Linked DNA regions of Homo sapiens: region 2 is linked to region 1. A link is a loop called in an ENCODE intact Hi-C map of the cell type or tissue named here. Cell type or tissue: heart right ventricle. All regions are shown on one strand. Links, peaks and the distances in the headings refer to the core of each region. The heading gives the core; the rest is flanking DNA. Region 1 overlaps PDZD2 (PDZ domain containing 2). Region 2 overlaps PDZD2 (PDZ domain containing 2).

Region 1 (2,803 bases), core at 34-2,533:
GTGGTGGTGGGCACCTGTAGTCCCAGCTACTCGGGAGGCTGAGGCAGGAGAATTGCATGAACCCGGGAGGCGGAGGTTGCAGTGAGCGGAGATCGCGCCACTGCACTCCAGCCTGGGCGACAGAGTAAGACTCCGTCTCAAAAAAAAAAAAAAAAATCTCTGGAGAAGAAAAGAAAAAGTCATTTTGAGGGCATATGGTGCTCAAAACGAGAGAATAAAAATGTTCATAACGTATTTAGTACCCGGACAGAAAAGATAAAGTAGAAGTCAGGATTGCTGAAAATGGCCCAGGGGTGCCTATAGATAGACGGGTATGAAGTTGGACCAGTAACACTATAACCACACTAAGATGCTTTTATCTTTCTTCTCTGTATGGTTTACAATTACCATTACAATTCCCGAAAGTAGTGCTAAGAGTTTAAAAGCGAGTGTCTTATGTAGGTATTTGGGTTTTCCATCTTCCATGGCTCAAGTTAATCACCCAGGGGCTGTGCTGCCCCCATTCAGAAAGGTTGTGACCAGGGTACCAGAGGAGGAGCAGGTCACTGGGATAAAATTAAAGAGCATCTCTGGATCTGGCTCTGAAACCTCAATCCTCTTTAAATGATGGAAAGTCGCTCTTTTTATGGAATCTCTTCCCTCATAAAAACAAGTGGACCCTGAAAAGCAGCTGTGCATGTGGCTTTCAACAATGATCTGTGGGCTGCGACGGAGGGTGTGGCCAAGTTTGCCAGTTTTCTGAAAGAACTCACCCCACTGGCCATTGTAGTGTTGGAAATTGTCTTGCTGCTCACGCTTTCCTTAAAAGGCTTCTGATTCCAGAACAGAGTTAGAGAAACTGGGGACGAATAACTCCCCTCTGTCATCCATCACGAAGAGCTGAGCACAGGCGGATTTCTCAGATCAGCTCCTCATTCATTAGTGCGACTCCTGAGGGCCGAGGCTGTGTGTGTGAAGGGACTCGAATGGGGCACCTCCCAGGGCCACAGGAAAAAACACCAGTCACAGACAGGAGAGGATAGCTCAGATGTTGCCATTCAAGAGAGAGCTCTGAAGGCTGAAAACATCAGCCAAACAGCACGGCGGTGAAACACACACAGCCTGTGAATAATAAACTGGACTGGGGCTCCCAGCACTTTCTCTCACTGTGCTGGATTTCAACCACAAGATGGCAGGCGACGGCCCTCAGATCCTCACAGCTTGTCAGATGGCACTCCCAAGAGGTGAGGAAAGCAAGCTCCCACTGTCCTCTCCAATGGCCATCGCCACACTCTTAGGAGGCAGCTATAAGCTACACTCTTGTTGAGATGGAAGGTTCTAGATGTAACTATCCATTTTCAGAACAGGTAAAAACATAGATTTTCTATGTTTTTATGTAAATAATAAACTGTTAAAAAACCATCCTAATTTCATTAGTTATTTTTATTATTTTTTTTTTTTTGAGATGGAGTCTTGCTCTGTTGCCCAGGCTGGAGTGCAGTGGTGTGATCTCGGCTCACTGCAACCTCCGCCTCCCAGTTCAAGCGATTCTCCTGCCTCAGCCTCCTGAGTAGCAGGAACTACAGGTGTGTGTGCCACCATGCCCAGCTAATTTTTTGTATTTCTAGTAGAGATGGGGTTTCACTATGTTGGCCAGGCTGGTCTCAAACTCCTGACCTCAAGTGATCCACCCGCCTCAGCCTCCCCAAGTGCTGGCATTACAGGCATGAGCCACTATGCCCAGCCTCATTAGTTGTTATTTATGATGTTAAAGAAAACATTCTAGAATTTGAGTCAGAGTGCATGAATTCTAGGCGTCACTCTTCTCTAAGATGATACTTGACCCCAGGAAACCACCTCCTGAAGCCTCAGTTTCCACCTTGGTAGAGTGAGAAAACAGGACTTGGATGAACCCTGGGATACCTTCCAGAAACCAAGTCCTGGAGTGAAACAGCACGTGGAGACAGCAGTCTGAAAGGAATGAAGCGGGTCACGAACAAACAGTCCGTAATGCTTCACTTACACTTCATCCTTGGGGAATGGGCTGTTCCACATGGCAGGTTTTCCACATAATTGAATTTTAAATGCTGAAACTTGTTTTCGTTTTAACCGGTAAGGGAAATCTTTCTAAAGTGTATTACATGCTTCTCTGGCTTTTTAAACAGCAAGCTGAGTATAATTTCACCTTTCCTTAATGTCTCTAAGTCATGGTGATGACGACCTCTTACTATATATCCAGTCCTGCACAGAGCGTCAGGCACCTTTGAGCATATTCAGGTAGGCAGGACCCTTATGCTAAATGGCCCCAGAGACTACAGTATCAAGCTACAATTGGCAATTCTTTCTCTCTACCATCTCCTACCTACATCACTACCTGCAGTCATTTTTCCAAGTAACACCTTCTAGCAGCCTCTTGACACTGTTTAAAATCTGCTATAATGCAGACAGAACTCAAGGTTGCCATGGGTAACCAGAGCCTAAGCTTGCAACAACCCTAAATTTAATTTTACATGCAAGTTCAAGGCAGCGGGTACTGTGCTGAAGGTGACTTCTGACCAGGGCTGACATTCCACTGGTCCTCACAGCATGTCATACTTCCGTACCAATTGGCCTGTCGCCCTGAGCCCCCCAGCCCCCTCCTGCCAGCCCAGCATCCTGGCCCCTCTTCTAGGACCACACAGACTTCTCACACTCCCGGAACTCAAAGGTGCTGTCAGGCCCTGCAGGCTCCGGGACCCGGTTCTTGCATCCGCCAGCATCCCTTCCAAATGGGGGTCCCCATGCCACGCCACTCGCTCAATATTGGAATGGACCCCAGTGTCTG
Region 2 (2,803 bases), core at 11-2,510, 140 kb after region 1:
GAAGTTTATGTGTGTAAAACTTCCATCTGATTAGCAGACATGCCTTTTCATGGGCTCTTGGATTAGTCTTTTTTCACACTGATACAAAGAACTACCTGAGACTGGGCAATTTATAAAGAGAACAGCTTTAATTAGTTCACAGTTCCGCGTGGCTGGGAAGGCCTCAGGAAACTTACAATCATGGCAGAAGGTGAAGAGCAAGCAGGAACCTTTTCACAAGGCAGCAGGAAAGGGAGGGGGGGGAGGGGGAACTTCCAAACACTTTTAAACCATCGGATCTCATGAGAACTCCCTCACTATCACAAGAACAGCATGGGGGAAACCGCCCCCATGATCCAATCACCTGCCCCCAGGTACCTCCCTGGACACATAGGGATTACGATTTGAGATGAGATTTGGGTGGGGACACAGAGCCAAACCGTATCAGCTTTCAAACCCCAATAAATAAAAATCGCCTTTCTTTGCCTCCATAAAAGACCAGAACACAAGCTGAATTTGTGGGTCCAGGAAAGGCTTCTTGGGGGAATGCTTTCCACGCTTGTCCCTGATGGAATACTGCACTAGCCACAGGAAGGGCAAGGTGAAGTGGGAGAAAAATTCCAGGGACAGGAAAGAGCAGGTGCAATGGTGTGAGAGATACACACGGGGAAGAGGCAGGCTGGAGAGGTGAAATCAAGCTCAGGAGGAGAAGAGGGGAAATAAGGAACAATGTGTGATGACTCCCCGCACCAAATCCAGGTTAGGTGCCTCTCTTACCCGCCTGGGTGGTATCCCAAGTGCACCCCCTGCAGTAAAGTACTTATCAGACAGTAGCAGAAATAGCAGGCAAACACCACAATTCCATATATTCCCCCTTCATAGTGTAGACTCCTTGCGGGCTACCTTTTCCAGCTCCCTTTGCATCTGAGCAGGGCTATTTGGTTAGTTCTTGCTAATGAGATGTGAGAGGACGTGAGGTGTTTCACTCCAACCCAAGGCACTTCAGAAGTAGATGCACCTTCTCGCCACCATCTCCTCCCTTCCACCAGTTGGGGGCAGAGTACTCGCAGCCCTAGGACATTGGTGGGGACACAAGATGGAGAGAATCTGAGTCCCTGAATCACCATGTGGAGGAGAGCCACCTGCTGACCAAGGATGAGTGAGATCATGAGAAATCTGGGCTATTTTTCTTGAGGACTTTTTCTTTCCTCTTCCAATTTTCTTTTGTGGTTTTCGGCTCTGTATGACACCCATGCTGGGGAACAGAACCTTGAAACGGTTGTTCCTAGGATGGTCTCTGCCGTCGTATGAATCACAAGACAGCCGGGGCAGGTTTGGCTGTGAACCATTTGTGGCTTTGGTGTAGAAATTTAGTGTGTGTGTGCATGTATTTCTGTGTGTGTGTATGTGTGTGTACGCATGCATGCGCCTGTGTGTGTGTGTGTGTGTGTGTGTGTATGCATGCATGCGCATGTGTCTGTGTATGAGTGTGATGGCCCTGGCCTGTATAAGATTTCTGCTTCCTGGGATTTGAGCCCTGCACTAGGCTGTTTGTGAGAGAGAAATGATTTTTTGTTATGTTAAGCCGTTAAAACTTGGAGGTTTCAGCTGGGTGCGGTGGTGCGTGTCGGTAATCCTGACTACTCAGGAGGCTGAGGTGGGAGGACTGCTTGAGACCAGGAGTTCAAGACCAGCCTAGGCAACACAGCAAGACCCCCATCTCAAAAAAACAAAACAAAACAAAACTTGGAGGTTTAATTGTCACAGCAATAGCAACTATCATTACCCTAATACACAGGCTAGGTAATATTTACTTATTCAATTGTAGATAATGTTCTCTAGACAGTAAGAGACCCCTCTATATCATCACCGCCTAGTAAAAGCTGGATATTAAGTGAACATTTGTTGAATAAAAATAGTCCATTGGTTAGAAAAAGGGCTCAAATCCTAGTAAGCAGTAATCTTCTTACTTTGCCATACGCCATCACACTCACACACAGATACATGTGCAAGCACACACTTGTGCCCGCATACACACACACACACACACACACCCTAAACTTCCACACCAAAGCCACAAACGGTTCAGGGCCAAGCCTGCCCCAGCTGTCTTGTGATTCATACGACAGCAGTGACCATCCTAGGAACAACCCTTTCAAGGTTCTGTTCCCCAGCATGGGTATCACACGGAGCCAAATACCGCAAAAGAAAATTGGAAGAGGAAAGAAAAAGTCATCAAGAAAAATAGCCCAGATTTCTCATGATCTCACCCGTGAGTCAGATTTGCATTTGGGATAACAACTAACCAAGTAGACCAGAACAGTCTGTCTGCAAGATGTGGGCCTGCCAATTTCAACAGCACAGAGAAGGCACGCTTCTTAAACTGGCTTAAAAGGACAAATCTAGTACACTTGTTTATTTTTTTTTCTTAAAAAAATGCCAAGGTAAAACAACCTCCTGTTTAAAAGTAGTTCTATAATTACCTTTTAAACACTGAATGCCAAGTACCTGTATCTTGCCATTTGGGGCAGTGGGGAAAAGTCCTACCAAACGGTCTTCACTGTGTGACCCTTAGAAAGCCACCTCAGCTCTCTGGGTTGAGATTTGTTCATTTATAACATACAAGATTAGAATAGACAATCTCTAAAGTTGGAGGAAGAAATCATCATCAGTGGAAGGGAAACTGAATTTTTCATGCCTTGCAAGTCTTTTACTATTAATGGAACTTATTCCTAACAGAAACAGGATATTTTTTATGGGTAGCTTAATTTAGATCAATTTGTTCATCTAAGACAGAAAGTGAGGTCCAAGGCATTGTGGACGT

What was found. A loop is a pair of places that touch in the nucleus more often than their neighbours do. Peaks named below come from ENCODE experiments on the same cell type or tissue, not always from the same donor. Only the 100,000 strongest peaks of a DNase experiment are listed, where the experiment ranks them.
Region 2: it touches region 1 in a loop (2.1-fold over the local background); 7 of 110 quality-filtered maps call a loop at or near these places.

Annotation. Positions count from the first base shown.
Region 1 is chr5:31,807,617-31,810,419 of GRCh38, reverse strand. The region is part of intron 2 of PDZD2 (PDZ domain containing 2); the gene reads right to left. Among named protein-coding and RNA genes, the nearest start is that of MIR4279, 130 kb to the left of the region's middle. In heart right ventricle, for the core only: CTCF peaks have their summits at 964 and 1,165 (motif pointing right); a DNase peak (open chromatin) is centred at 1,159.
Region 2 is chr5:31,663,085-31,665,887 of GRCh38, reverse strand. The region is part of intron 1 of PDZD2 (PDZ domain containing 2); the gene reads right to left. Among named protein-coding and RNA genes, the nearest start is that of PDZD2, 25 kb to the right of the region's middle. In heart right ventricle, for the core only: a CTCF peak has its summit at 1,038 (motif pointing right); DNase peaks (open chromatin) are centred at 2,074 and 2,282; H3K27ac peaks cover 787 bases.